Linked DNA regions of Homo sapiens: all the other regions are linked to region 1. A link is a contact called in ENCODE Hi-C or POLR2A ChIA-PET data. All regions are on one chromosome and are shown on one strand. Each heading gives the region's core, a stretch centred on a gene start or an enhancer-like site at or near the end of the contact. The rest is flanking DNA. Distances are from core to core; before and after follow the strand shown.

Region 1 (4,906 bases), core at 1,329-3,828:
TGGCCTGTGGGCCTGTCATGTGTGTGTCATACGTGTGTCTGGGTGAGTGTGTGTGTGTCCCCCCCACCCCCCTCCCTCAGCCCCAGCCTCCTCCCCTCAGACTTCACCTTGTCTCCTGGAGTGACCCTGGGGTTTCTGAGGCCAAAGTGGCACACCTTCCCTCCCCTGGCACCCCCAGCTCCCATCCCACCCTCTGCCACCAGTCCCCTAACATGGGACCTCAGGGGCTGAAAACACAGGCTCTGGAATCAGCCACATCTCCACATCTAGGTCTCAGCCTAGGCTCTGCACTTGCCACAGGGACCTTAAATGAGATACCTTTCCTGAGCCTGTTTCCACACTTATAAAATAGAGGTGATCATATCTCCCTAAAAGAGGATAATTTCATGATGGGGTCTGGTATATCACATGCAGCAAATGGTGCCTGTTATTTCTACTTAAAGCAATAGGCCCAGTGTCAGGCACATAGCCAGGGTCTAATAAACGGCCACTTAAGAATAAAAGCACCAAGAAGCCCTTTCCTTGGCTGCCAGAAAAGGGAGTGGGTGGGGAGATGGTGACCTGGATTGGGAGCTGGGCAGGAGCTGTTTGCATGACACCTACTGTGAGGAGAGAGATGTGGTGACCTGATTTAGTGCTGCCTTGGGCAGCCAAGGAAGTCAGGAAGGAAATCACAGACGAGGGGCTCGGGAGCTGCTGTGCCCTGCCCTGCCCTTCCCCAGACCACACACTGCCTGACACCCGCAGGCAGAGTGAGGGCCCAGGGGGGAGGAGCACAACTCCATGCCAGCCCCTACCTCCAGAGCAGCCCTCATGCTGTGTCCCTGGGTGAACAACTTTTTTTTTTTTTTTTTAAGACAGGGTCTCTCTCAGCCACATAGGCTCGACTACAGTGGCGCGATCATAGCTCACTGCAGCTTCGACTTCGCGGGCTCAAAAGATTCTCCCCCTTCAGCCTCCTGAGTAACTGGGACTACAGGTGCATGCCACCATGCCCAGCTAATTTTTAATTTTTTTTTGAAGGGACAGGGTCTTGCTATGTTGCCCAGGCTGGTCTTGAACTCCTGGGCTCAAGTGATCCTCCTGCGTCTGCCTACTGAAGTCCTGGAATTATAGGCATAAGCCACTTTGTCCAGCCGCTGGGAGAATATGCACATCCATTCGTTTTACCTCTTTAGCAATCTTGTGAAGGAGATTCTTAGCATCCCCATTTTGCAGCTGAGAAAAACTGAGACTGGGAGGTTAAGTCCCAAGGTCACAGGACCGACAGGTGGCTGAGAGAACCCTGGCATTCCAGCTGCCAGTCAGGCACTCCCTGGTTGTCTACACTAGCTGCCGTCTTCCTGGGCACACACAGAGGAATCAGCACACACCCGGTACACCCTCCCATGAGCAGAACTCCTACACACTGGCTGGTACCATACCCTCCCTAACACCAGCACCCGTAGCAAATTCTTTCCAGGGCCAGCCAAGCCCTACTCCCCTTTGTTAAAGGCAGCTTTCCTCAGAAGGGTGAGCATTTGTTGTCTCAGGGCCTGCAGTGTGGATTCTACCTTCTTTTTACTGTGTTCAGCAGGAGCGAGGCAAACCAGCTTGGGATAGAAACACAGGCGTTTCCTCCACTGTCAGGGTTTTCCTGGGGCAGGCATCTGAGTTACTGCCTGGACCCGGTAGCCCCTAGCAACAGGGCACCACTCTCACCTGGGCCATTTATGATGACTTTGGGAGGTGGAGCCAATTAGGGGGCAAAGCAGGGATCCCCACAGGTGGGAGTGGCAAAAGAGTGGAGGCTTGAAGTCCAGGAAACCCCAGTGTATGCCTCTGCTGCTAAGGAGCCGTGTGGCCTTGGGCAAATCACTATCCCCTTCTGAGCCTGGGGCTCCACATCTACATAGTAAGGGAAGTGGCACTCATGTTCCTTCCAGTTCACACACAGTCCCACATGCTACTAGACCTAGGTTAAGGCAAGGTCTGTGCTATCAGGTACTACCATAGACACAGAAACCGGGGGAGACTCTGCCACCATTATACCCACCCACCCCAACCCTCAAGTTCCCAGCTCTTCCTGGGAAAACCGACAGACAACAGGCCCATGTAGGCAGAAGAAATCAACATGAGGGGTCTCAGTGCCTAGAGAATAGACTTAGAATGAGCCCAAAGTGGAAGGGAGAACCAAAGAGTTTCCCTCACTGCCACATTTGGCACTCCTGCTCCAGGGAATCCAGCACTGAGCTAGAGACAGGATGCTGGGTTCGCCATTCAGGATTCGTAGGTGAGGCCACAGCCATTTCTGCTTTCGGGGCCTGTAACTGGTGGAGAGAAACGGGTGATAGCATCTGTGGCCTTCCTGATTCATAGGTTTATCCCAGCATGAGGCGTGGCTGCTGCAAAGCAGACATGTCCATTTCTGTCCAGACACAGTTGGGGCGGGCAGTGGGTGGCTGCAGCCTGTCCTTACATGGGGCTAAAGGGGCCCAGCCACTTAGTGACTCACCCACTTGCCCAGCCAGCTGAAACCCTGGCCTCACCCTTCCCTTCTGCTACCTACAAAAGCCCCCTGACATAGCACTCTTGTCATACTGAGACTAAGGTAGAAAAAGACACTTCCAAAGGGTGTCAATGACAAGAGAGAAATAGACATAGAGTGGTCACTTCATTTACCAACCCTGGAACCGCAGACCTCTGGGCTTCCTGGTATGTGATTTCAGTTTTACCCCTCACTGTTTAAATTGCTTGAGTTATGTATTTTGTTATTGATTTATTTATTTATTTATTTATTTATTTTGAGACAGCGTCTCTCTCTGTCGCCCAGGCTGGAGTGCAGTGGTGCGATCTCGGCTCACTGCAACCTCCGCCTCGCGGGTTCAAGCGATTCTCCTGCCTCGGCCTCTCGAGTAGCTGGGATTACAGGCATGCACCACTACACCTGGCTAATTTTGTACTTTTAGTAGAGATGGGGTTTCGCCATGTTGGTCAGGCTGGTCTCAAACTCCTGACATCAGGTGATCCGCCTGCCTCGGCCTCCCAAAGTACTGGCATTACAGATGTGAGCCGCCTCACCCGGCTTGTATTTTGTTCTTGCAGACGAAAGCTGCCCACCAAATATGAACAGATAGGAACCTCGTGATCTTTTGGGGCTGTCATCCTTCTCTCAGTCTGCCAGTAACTGGGATCCTGGCATTTATCCTGGAGGTCCCTGAAGGTCCAAGAGGGAACAGAGGAAATCTGATTGGCACAGGTGTGGTGACGTGAAGCAGGTGGTGGCTTTTAGGACTGGAGGTCTGGTGTAGGGTGTATTAGTGAGGAGAACATGGAGGGAGGAACTCACCAGGAAAATTGCAGCCAATTTCCAGCGGTCAGGAATTGAAGATCCAGCAGAGTACGGAATCAGCTCCTCCAGAGTAGTGGGTTTTTCCAGTTGTAGGTTGAGATCCATTCGTGGGTCATGAAATCAAGTTAAGGGATCATAGTCATACACAGAATTTTTTTGTTTGTTTGTTTTTGAGACAGTCTCATTCTGTCCAGGCTAGAGTCTCTAGTCTCTGCCCAGGCTAGAGTGCAGTTTCACAGTCTTGGCTCACTGACCTCCACCTCCTGGGTTCAAGTGATTCTCCAGCCTCAGCCTCTCAAGTAGTTGGCGTTACAGGCACCTGCCACCACATCTGGCTAATTTTTTGTATTTTTAGTAGAGACGGGGTTTTGCCATGTTGGCCAGGCTGGTCTCGAACTCCTGGCCTCAAGTGATCCGCATGCCTTGGCCTCCCAGAGTGCTGGAATTACAGGCGTGAGCCACCACGCCCAGCCAGAATTTTTTTTAAAAAAAGGAAATAGAAGAGAATGTAAGAATAGAAGTGCAGGTTAAAAGGAACGTTTAATTTCATAAAGTTTTTGCCTCAGGGTAGTATGCTTGTCTGAGTAATGGGTTGAGATAGGAACGCATTTCTTAGTGCAGGTCTTGATTTCAAATGTTCGAAAGCCACTGCTCTGGAAAATAGAGGAGTGGAGACCAAAGTGTGCCCTTTGTGTATGTGTCGGCAGTGGGGTGGGGGTGGGGGTCTCTGTCCTAGCATTTGGTTGCAGCACCCCAGGAGTGCCTGTAGGGGAACCACTGACCTCCACTTTTCCATACGCTTCACACCTTCACACCGAAATGTGCTCCATTCCCTTTGCTATTTTTTTTTCTTTTCTTTTTTTTTTTTTTAGACAGAGTCTAGCTCTGTCGCCCAGGCTGAAGTGCAGTGGCACGATCTCGGCTCACTACAACCTCTGCCTCCTGGGTTCGAGTGATTCTCCTGTCTCAGCTTCCTGAGTAGCTGAGACTATGCCTGGCTAACTTTTGCAGTTTTAGTAGAGACGGGGTTTCACCATGTTGGCCAGGCTGGTCTCAAACTCCTGACCTTAGGTGACCTGCCCACTTCAGCCTCCCAAAGTGCTGGGATTACAGGCGTGAGCCACCTCACCCAGCCTGCTATTTTCATTAGGAGGAAAAGAGGGATGGTAGCTTTCATCCAGATCCCCCATCTTCAGAATGTTTTCAACTTTCCCCAGAACCTCCACAGCGTTAAGTCAGTCAAAATCCTTGGATGGACCCTTCCAAGTAGCAAGGGCCACCCTGTCCCCTTTCCCCTGGCCATGAGACCACGCAGAGCGCAGGGGCCGGAGTCAGAAAGGGCAGTTTGGCCCCTGGGCAGTCTCCTGAGAGTCTTTCTCCTCCCAGTTTCTACTATTTGGCGGAACCTTGAATGCAGGGGGGCGGGACAGAGAAAAAACTAGAAAGCTCGACTTCTGCCTGCGGGGCCGGAAGCCCCGCTGCGGCCCCAGCCCGCGGTTAGCCCCTGTTTGTCATTTTGCAAATCTGGTCAACCCACCTCCGGTGAAAACTCCCAACCTCACCCCAGGGGGCAAT
Region 2 (4,906 bases), core at 1,425-3,924, 200 kb before region 1:
TCAGGAAACTGAGGCAGAGAATCACTTGAACCTGGGAGGCAGAGGCTGCAGTGAGCAGAGATCGAGCCACTGCACTCCAGCCTGGGTGACAGACCGAGACTCTGTCTCAGGGGAAAAAAAAAAAAAAGAAAAAAAAGAAAAATAACGGTCACGAAAGCTTTGAGCCAAATAAGGAGTTACCCAAGTGTCTGTTGGAGGAGTTGTTCCCAAGGCATAGGTGTGGGGAGTCATGGGAGGGCTTGATGAAGGACCCAGGATCTGAGACCAATTCAAAAGTTGTGCCATACCAGGTTAAGTCACTTGTTCTCTCTGGGCTTTTGGCTTAGATAAGACTGGGTTATACACATCTCTTTCCAGTTTCACCATTTTCTAATCTATTTGCAAGCCCCCTTGCCTGACACATACCCTCTTCCACTTCTATGCACACATGCCAGAAAATTCTCTAGCCTAGTCCATGCTGACCTTGTACCCAACTCATTTCTTCTTTTCCCAGCTCCTCACCTGATTGGGAAGTTGCTCTGGGTATGCACTCCCACAGCTTCCTGAATAACCCTCTGGCAGAGCACCTTATGGAAATCATGCTTAACTATCTCCTCCACTAGTAGGCCATAAGTCCAACTAGAGCAAAGGCCATGTCCCTCTTGTTCACTACTGCTTCTCCAGTGCCCAGTACAGAGTCAAACACATAGAAGATGTTCTATGAGTACTTACTCTTTGAATGAATACCCTACATCTATTTTATTTGTCATTTCAGAAAACACATGGTATTATCTCATGCTGCGTAACAAGTTAGTCCAAAACTTAGCAGCTTAAAACGAGAATAGTCACTTATCCTCTCTCAATTTCTGTGGGACAGAAAGTCAGACAGGGCACAGCAGGGCTGGTTGTTCTCTGCTCCATGTCTGGGACCTCAACTCTAAGACTTAAAGGCCGAGGGCTGGCAAGACCTGAAGTCTCGGTTTGCCATGATCTGGTGATTGACTCTGGCTGTTGGCTGAGAGCCCAGCAGCAGCTGTCAGCGAGAACACCCTCATGTGGCCTCACCATGTGGCTTGGGCTTCTTCACAACATGGTAGCTGGTTTCTTCTGAGGAACCAAGAAGAAGCTGTCTCCTTTTTATGGCCTGGTCTTAAGAGTCATACAGCTTCACTTTCATCACACTTTATTCATTAGACACCAGTCACCAAGTACATCCCACATTCAGGGGGAAAGGAATTAGATCCCATCTTTTGAAAAGAATGGTCAAGAGCTTGCAAGCCAATTTTAAAACCAGCACCACTTGGCTAACACAAGAAGCAATGTATAGAGTGAAAAACAAGTGTCTGAAGAAGTAAGACTTCTGTTCACATTCTAGCTCTGCCACTTACTAGCTGTGTGAGTTTGGGGAAATTACCCTCTGAGACTTGGTTTATACAATACAGGGTGATAGTTGTTGATCCCTAGTGATTTTTCTACGCTTGGAGTCTTCTTGCCTTAGTGAGTTTAAGAAGATCCAGGCTGAACTAACTTTCTTGGAGTCTTGCAATCCTTCCCATCACTGATAACCCTTGGTTTCTGACCCTGGAGGTAGTAAGAGGTTGCTACGGGAGCACAGGGTACCCAGAAAGTTCAGATACTAGGGACAGCTTTAGAGAACAGATGTGAAACCACTGAGGCCCTGGGGTCTCTCTAAGGCCTTTAACCCAGCCCTTGTGTAGTAACCTCAGCTTGTCAAGAAATGCAACGACCCCACAACTAAGGAATCTGAATCTGCCGGCTAAGGCCAAGGAATCTGCATTCTCCCACAAGACTGTGATTCATGCTAACTACAGGCAGGGGAGAGGGGGAGCATCTTAAAGCACACACTCGGCCGTCTCTTCCTAAAGTTCTTGGCTTCAGCCTAGAGATAGTGCCTTTCCCACCATTTACAACTCTATGGCATGAGGGAGGCGGAGGGTGCGTCCAGTGTCCAACCACGCACCACAGCTGGTTGTACTTTCACCTTCCTCTAGGCCAGCGGACCCTCCCCAAGCATTGCCTCCCACGCCCACGTCGCGGTCCCACCCTGGTCCGCGGGGTCCAGAGCGTCCAAAGCCCGGTCTAGGCAGATGGTCTAGGGGTGAGCTCTGCGCACCCCATTCCCACCAGTGCAGGCAATCGAATAAAACAGGGTGACTTTTAACCCTTTTCGTTTCCAGAGATAGTGACCCCCCGTCTCAATCCCTAGATGTCCTCCTCTAAGAACTGTGCGCGCTGGGAGGGACTCTGCGCTCACTCACTGTGACCACCTCGGCTGGGATATGGGGAAACTGAGGCCTACAGAGGGAAGGGAACTGCTGAACGTCCCAAAGCAACACAGGCACTGAATCCGGTCTAGAATCCCAGTCTTCCAGGCCAGTGCTCTCGGTCCTACCGGCTCAGGGCCCCTGCGAAGAATCTTTTTCAAGAAATTCCCGACCGCAGGAATTCCTTCTGCGCTAGGAATCTCCATGGAGTTTGCGCTCCCTCTGGCACGTTGAAAACGTCCTCCGCAGCTTCGCACCGGCTTCGCGGCGCCCTGACAGCTGGGTGAGGAGGGAGCGAATGCCCACCGGCGTCCTTGGGGTAACTTGGGACAGAGGCACCGCCGCGGGGGGCGGAGGACTGGGCGCGAAGGCGCTGGCCCTTTAAGGGGGGGACGGAGCGCATGCGCGGCGCGGGCCGTAGTCGAGCCTGGTGGGCGGCTGGCTGGCAGGGGACGTGGTCGGCGGCAGCGGGGCCCAGGGGCGGCGGGGCTGCAGCAGCGGCGGCCCCAGCTTCGCCGAGCAGCGATCGGCTGGTGGGCTTCTCGTTGGCGGGCTCCGCGTTGGCGGGCTGCTCCCCAGGCACCAGCGCAGCGCGCGCTCGCCCGGCTTCGTCACTCGCCTCCAGCTACATCCGCCGGCCGAGGCTGCGCGAGCCTCCGGGCTTGCGGTCCCCGCCCCGCGGTCCTTCCTCCACCCTCAGCCAGGGCAGCTGCAGCCCGAGCGAACAGCCACGGAGCATCCTCCGCCCGCCCGGGCCGCGCCACCGCCCATGCTGCAGCCAGTCCCAGGCAGCGACCCCGCGGCCGCAGCCCGCCGCTCAGTGACCTCAGCCTGGCCCCTGCGCGCCGCCCGAGCCGGTCCCGCTGAGCCGCGGGCCCCGTGCCCTGCGATGGCTCGGCTGGTGCAGCGCGGCGCCAGGTGCCAGCCGTCCTCCCGCTGAGACGCGCCCGAGTGGGGACCCGCTGGGCCTCGGGGCTCGCAGCCTTCGCCTCCCCGCCGCGCCCGCTCCCTTTCTGGGGACTCCGCCGCTGTTTCTGGGGACGAGGGGACAGGGGACCCAGACAAAGCCCACTTTGTGCAGGGAGTTGGCCGCAGGCGGGGAATGTGCGCGTCGGCGCGCGCCCCCTCCCCGCTCCCGGCCAGCTGCGAGTCTTGGCTCCCGGACTTGTCTCGTCGCGTCGGAGAAATCGCCCCCCAGCGCCGCTCTCCCGCCCGGGGGTCTTGGTTCCGAGCTCGCGCGGCCGGGAGTCGCCTCGGTCTTCCTTGGGGCGCGCGCAGATGTGAGCGTGCGAGAGTTGTGTAGGGGATTTTGTTCCCTCCGAAACTGAGACCCAGGGCGCCCAGTGGGCACCCGTGCCTTGACTCTGTCCTTTCTGCAGCCGCTGGTCCGAGCTGTCTGGCCTCAGTTTCCCTCCGACTTTTCTCCGCTCTGCCAGCCCTCACTGCTGCCCGTCATTGTTCTCGCAGTTAGATGGGGGTGCTTTGTGACGGCTGCCAAGTTGGGGTGTGTTCTCTTTATTCCGTTTTTCAAACAGAACAAGGCCTCCAAGGCTGACCCCAGACAACCCACCCCCTCGGACCCTAATTCACCTTATTGCACTGATTTTTTTTATCAAGTCGTATTTTATTGTACAGGAGCCACGCCCTGATTTCTTAAAGGCGCCTTGCACTCTGGCCATGTGTTATCTCTGCAGCCGGTGTGTGGGAGGCCTCTTGTGAGCCAGTTGTTTTCCCGCCTCCACCACCCCCCTCGAAGATTTAGGGATGCCAGGGGGGAAGAAGGTGGCTGGGGGTGGCAGCAGCGGTGCCACTCCAACGTCCGCTGCGGCCACCGCCCCCTCTGGGGTCAGGCGTTTGGAGACCAGCGAAGGAACCTCAGCCCAGAGAGATGAGGAGCCAGAAGAGGAAGGGGAAGAGGACCTGCGAGACGGAGGCGTCCCCTTCTTTGTCAACCGGGGTGGGCTACCTGTGGATGAGGCCACCTGGGAAAGGATGTGGAAACACGTGGCCAAGATCCACCCCGATGGAGAGAAGGTGGCGCAACGGATCCGTGGGGCCACAGACCTGCCCAAGGTGAGACACACGGGTCAGGGGGGTGATAGCACAGTCTAGGTTTTAGTGACCTTGGGGCCAAGAGTGAAGCCACACTCTCCTCCCACGGGGCAGGGGACCACTGGCTCGGTAAGATCTTTAAAATGCAGTGATATCATACCTGTCTAGGAGAACTTTCTCTCACTGCCATTCTAGGAGGGAGGCTCACATACATTGTCTCCAGGAGGCCCTCCCCGCTGTCTTTTAAAATGTCCACGTTTTACAGGAGGGGACAGCAGCAGATGGAACTAACAAACACAGTAGGATGGCTTGACGTCTCATTTGCTTGATGACACTTGCCAAGCCAGAGAACTGTGAGCAGACAAATGTAATGAATGACTAAGGAGATGCAGGGCTTCATATGTTGAGAAAATATTTTCGTGCATTATGTCATTGAATTCTCCCAACAGCCTTGTGACGTAAGTACAGTTTGGATTCCCATTTTACAGATGAGAAAGCTGAAAACTCAAGTAGGAACTCAAGATCCCACAGCCAGTAAGTGGCAGAACTGAGATTCAATTTCAGGTCTTCAGGAGAAGGGCGGGGGGTGG
Region 3 (4,906 bases), core at 915-3,414, 160 kb after region 1:
AAAACATGGGGTGCTTAGAAAAGAGGTTCTGAGGGCCTCCAGTAAGATGGTTTTATAGTACGGTGTTCTGTCAGATTTTTAACTTCTTTGTATGGAACTCTGGGAGAAGCTCTTTGCCAGTCTGCATTGGTGTTGCCTTTCATATGATTATCTTGTTGCAGCTAATGTGGATTTACTACCTCCCATGTAAAAACCTGGTCTCAAAGAATTCTTACTGGCCCAAAAGGAGAATGATTTGGGGTTAAATCAGATCATCTCCTTTTCTGGTCAGCCATCTGCAAACAGCCCTTTCATTTCATTTGAGATGAAGAAGGTAACTTTTGTATTTGGGAGAGTGTTAGTTAGCTTATTTCCTTTCAGACTTCTCTCTGCACAACCAGGGATGATGTTTCTTCGTTTTTTTTTTTTTTTTTTTTTTGAATCGGAGTCTCGCTCTGTTGCCCAGGCTGAAGTGCAGTGGCGCTGTCTCGGCTCACTGCAAGCTCTACCTCCCGGGTTCACACCATTCTCCTGCCTCAGCCTCCTCAGCCAGGATTACAGGTGCCCACCACCATGCCCGCTAATTTTTTTTTTTTTTGTATTTTTAGTAGAGACGGGGTTTCACCGTGTTAACCAGGATGGTCTTGATCTCCTGACCCCGTGATCCGCCCACCTCAGCCTCCCAAAGTGTTGGGATTACAGGCATGAGCCACCGTGCCTGGCCTCTTCATGTGTTTTAAGGAACAATTTGGGGCTGCGTGCAGTGGCTCATGCCTGTAATCCCAGCACTTCAGGAGGCCGAGGTGGATGGATTGCTTGAGCCTAGGACTTTGAGATCAGCCTGGGCAACATGGCGAAACCCTGTCTCTCTAAAAAATACAAAAATTAGCTGGGTGTGGTGGCACACACCTGTAGTCCCAGCTACTCTGGAGGCTGAGGTGGGAGGATCACTTGAGCCCAGGAGGCGGAGGTTGCAGTGAATCAAAATCATGCCACTGCATTCCAGTCTGGGTGACAAAAACCCTGTCTCACAAAAAAGCCAAACGAAAAACAGAACCACTTGGGTTGATTTAACATTATTTTCACTGTCACTAGTCAGAGATGACATAGATGCAGTGATACTTTGTGAGGTCTTTATTCTGGTCCAAGCCTTTTGGGTCAACCTTTCATCTACACCAGAAGAGAGATTAGAGATGAGAAGTCTGCCTGGGTGACACAGCACAATCAGAATCCCTGAGAGAAAGAGGCAGAAGAAAACAACGACTGTGCCCTAGCTCCTGCAGCCTTTACCTCTGCTACGTCAGTTTCCTTTATCAAAAGAGGAGGGGCATAATCCTCGCTATGCACTTGACATCCTGAGATGAAGGTGCAACGCAAAAAAGTGATGTCTCAAAAGTGTTTTAAAACTGCTCTACGGAGCAAGGCAGCCTCGCCGCTCACAGACCCAGTGATGGAATTCAAGTGATGGCATTCAGCCCCTTCAGGGTTGTGACTGCTTGGGATAATTAAGACTGTCTTCTACCAAAATCTCATTTACAGTGAATGAGAGGAGAGAAAATATCAACCCAGGATGGTTACTCTTTGACTGGCTTCCTGGAAGGAGCTGTTCTGTGGGTCCATGTGTGACCATTTTGGTTTTTTCCTCTCAGAATCCTTCCTTTATTTTCTTTCTTTTTACTTTTTTTTTTTTTTTTTTTTGAGACGGAGTTTCACTCATGTTGCCCAGGCTGGAGTGCAATGGTGCAATCTCGGCTCATGGCAACCTCCACCTCCCGGGTTCAAGCGATTCTCCTGCCTCAGCCTCCTGGGTAGCTGTGATTACAGGCATGTGCCACCACGCCCGGCTAATTTTGTATTTTTAGTAGAGATGGGGTTTCTCCATGTTGGTCAGGCTGGTCTCGAACTCCCAACCTCAGGTGATCCGCCCACCTCAGCCTCCCAAAGTGCTGGGATTACAGACATGAGCCACCGTGCCTGGCCCCCCTTTATTCTTAAAACACATGGCTTTCCTATCTCTTTCTAAAGGATGGTTATGCAAGACAGAATTGCTTGAAAGAACAGTCTGTATGGTTCCTGCCTTAAATTACAGCAGCTGGAGGAGATGAGTTGAGCAAAAAAGCAAGAAGGGCCCATAGAATATGAAGATAACCCAGGGAGTGGGAGGAAGCTGTTAGAATATGAAGGAGAATGAAAACCGAAAGTGGGATCCTGCGGCCAGCCCTTGTGAGGGCCCTGGCAGGTGGAGTGATTATTATCCTTCCAGCAAGGCAGTCAGAGTGGCTGGAGAGCATGAGAGTAAAAATAGCTGCCGTTACATTTCCTACAGACTCACTAGATCCCAAAAATTGCAGTGGCCTTGGAAGCATGTTTGTTCATCCTGGTGTCTTTATAACAGAAGAGAGCAAAGGCCTCCATTCTCTGGGGACAGCCCACAAAGCCCCTGCCTGCTGGGTGGACAGATGGGAGCGCTTGGCATGGGGCCTGCCCTTCATTTGAGGGTGAGAGTGAAAAACCAGAAGCCCTGAAAAATCAAGACCTGCCACCACTTGTAGATGGTAAACCACAATAATCATGTCTCTACAGAGAGCTGGGTTGAAATTATCATCTCCACTCAACCCTTGCACAAGTGAGTACATTGCCCAGTCAGGGGAAGAGAAGAAGCCTAAAGAAGTTACACACAAATGGAGCACCACAACCTCAACGAGTCCTGCATTGTCTTCAAAAATGGCAGGAAAACTTGGCCCCAGAAGCCTGGTGGTCCTGCTGGTTAACATTTCATTCTGCTTCCCCTCTGAGCTCCAGCAAGGTTTCTGGGCCTCTCCTCTCATCACTGGGCTGCTCAGGAAATGCAAATGAGTTTCACTTCAGCAAAACACAGAGAAAGGGCAGTGAACCGTCACAACAAACAGCCCCGGATACCCACAGCCCGACAAAACAGTGACAGGCATGGTTTAGACTGTGTGTTTTCAATAATGGTCCCCTGGGCTCTCACAGGCCGAGAGAGTGAACTTCAAGGTGAAAGCCTTTTATTTTTTTGAAAGGATATCCAAGTTGATGCTTGTCTTGGCAAGGTGTATTTAGAAGTATCATGCTTTCCAGCCTGTGCTGATTTTATTCTTGAAGCATTTTATAAACATCAATTGTGCCGTGAAGCTCCTAGCTAGTAAATTACTAACATTGCTGATTGTACTAGTCAGGTTGGGCTGCAGTGACAATGTCACTTCTGCTCAGCCCGTGGCCAAGACTGGCTCCTGGCCCCACCAGTTGCATGGGGATCAGGACATGTGGGACAGTATGCACTGAATGATTTAAAAAAAAAAAAGTCAACATGGCAGAAATATTTAATTCAAGGGAAAAAAAGGTTCTTGGACCCACAGGATCAGAGGTGAGCAGGCACCAGTCAACACAAGGCCACAGGTCAGCCCTGGGGTAGGTCCCACTTTGGGGACCTTTAAAAATCCTCAAAAACATGGTCCTTGTCACTCAGATTTTCACACCTTTCCTCCCAAAATTGTATTCCAAAACCCGAACATTTCTCCTTCTTCTGAAAGTATTAATGATTCCTGCAGCTTACCTGACCAAAGCATTGTCATTATTATTTCAAGGAAACACATTTTCAACACGTTTATGTCCCAGCTGCTGACTGAGCTGTGGATATAAAATGGTGGCTAAAACAGACCTGGTCCCTCCTTCTAGTCTTGTGGGAGGTAGCAATGACAATCAGTTAGTCAATTGCCCCTTTGACAGTTTTGGTCTCTGTAGGTCTTAAACATCCAAAGCTGGGTGCGTAAGCCTAGACAAGGTGATATGTCCTACTCATTTCAAAGATAATGCTTTAATAACCTTTGGGGTTAGCACCCTTTGATTAGGGCAAGAGTCCTTAATATGAAACTATAAGTCCACCCCAACACACCCAAGCACACTAGGAGGGAGTTAGCAGCAGCAGATTATCCCGTTGAGCGACCCACCTTCAGACTTCTGAGCTCACCCACAACAACAGCACCTGCATCTGCTTTCCCCAGCTGCCGCCAGCATAAGCATACACATGACCCCTTGCTTGACTTACCCTAGTCCTGGCTCTGGCTGCAACAAACAGTTGTTGAGGCCCAGGTCTATAGAAAGATACATGTGGTCCCTGGCCTTGGAGCCTAGGCATCTGAGCCAGGAGTCATGACCCACAGGAAAAGTAGTGACGCAAGGTTGTGCCTGGTGCCCAAGGAAAATCACAGACCAGAGCTGCAGGAGCTCCCTGAGACCTTGAGAGGAACTCACGATGATTGAGATCTAAGTAGTGATTGAGATCTCAGCCTTGGCATAGGGTAGAGCTTCCATAAGCTGTCCGTGCCTGGTCAGCCATTTGCAAACAGCCCTTTCATTTGAGATGAAGAACACAACTTTTAGGGATTATTTCAGTTACATAGAGACAACATAGGAGAGCAGTAATGTGAGCAGAGGGGTTTTAAGGGAGTTCACCTGATACAGGTATAGAGAGGAAGGGGAATAGCGTTTTAGCCAAAGGAAAGAGCAGGAGTACAGACATCTTGGTGAGATGGAAATATCATGGCTTTAGATCTTGATCTGGTCTCTGTGTGATCCTAGCAAGTTATATAACCTCTCTGCACCTTGTTTCCTCATTTGTTAAGTTACCGTCAACTCTGAAATATTGTTGTGCCTTAATGTACAGTATATAGTACAGTGGCCTCACATGGTGGGTGCTCAGTAAACAATAATAAGATTGCTACTGCAAGTGAATTGTGCCATTCCAAGAACAAGGACTGGGCTCTCTGAGCTGGCTTCAGTCCAAGGCCAGCCTTCCACTTTGTACATACAGGCAGTGGCCAGCAAAACAACCCAGCTCCCTGCCTACCTCTGGCACCCTGCTGCACCCAGAACAGAGCCCCTCCTTTGCACACACCCTGCAGAATAC

The links. A loop is a pair of places that touch in the nucleus more often than their neighbours do. ChIA-PET counts read pairs that join two places held with the same protein, here RNA polymerase II (POLR2A). Pooled maps may share reads with other maps.
Region 2: a map of endothelial cell of umbilical vein shows a loop between it and region 1 (4-fold over the local background). The contact joins the promoter of VASH1 here to the promoter of LINC01629 in region 1. A Hi-C loop is called at or near these places in 1 of 168 maps with a recorded cell type or tissue (endothelial cell of umbilical vein) and 6 of 50 pooled maps. POLR2A ChIA-PET finds 5 or more read pairs at or near these places in 3 of 52 experiments (BJ, T-cell and activated naive CD4-positive, alpha-beta T cell).
Region 3: a map with no recorded cell type shows a loop between it and region 1 (13-fold over the local background). The contact joins the enhancer-like site here to the promoter of LINC01629 in region 1. A Hi-C loop is called at or near these places in 2 of 168 maps with a recorded cell type or tissue (B cell and PC-9), 24 of 37 single-sample maps with no recorded cell type and 13 of 50 pooled maps. POLR2A ChIA-PET finds 5 or more read pairs at or near these places in 7 of 52 experiments (B cell, CD4-positive, alpha-beta T cell, CD4-positive, alpha-beta memory T cell and 4 more).

The regions. Positions count from the first base shown.
Region 1 is chr14:76,957,060-76,961,965 of GRCh38, forward strand. It overlaps LINC01629 (long intergenic non-protein coding RNA 1629), which reads left to right and starts at 2,579. Exons shown (of 3, transcript NR_133913.1): 1 at 2,579-2,694. RefSeq lists enhancers at 2,180-2,359, 2,400-2,469, 3,552-4,086, 4,087-4,622, 4,407-4,616 and 3 more.
Region 2 is chr14:76,758,794-76,763,699 of GRCh38, forward strand. It overlaps VASH1 (vasohibin 1), which reads left to right and starts at 2,675. Exons shown (of 7, transcript NM_014909.5): 1 at 2,675-4,337. The coding sequence starts at 4,029. RefSeq lists silencers at 2,642-2,831, 2,932-3,201.
Region 3 is chr14:77,118,752-77,123,657 of GRCh38, forward strand. No RefSeq gene overlaps it. Among named protein-coding and RNA genes, the nearest start is that of ZDHHC22, 21 kb to the right of the region's middle. RefSeq lists enhancers at 2,102-2,301, 2,312-2,371, 2,382-2,611, 2,992-3,171. Within about 2 kb of position 2,165, at least 16 of the 41 ENCODE cell types and tissues checked have a DNase peak (open chromatin) inside an H3K27ac peak, as active enhancers do; they include B cell, CD4-positive, alpha-beta T cell and GM12878, where a contact is called at or near this core.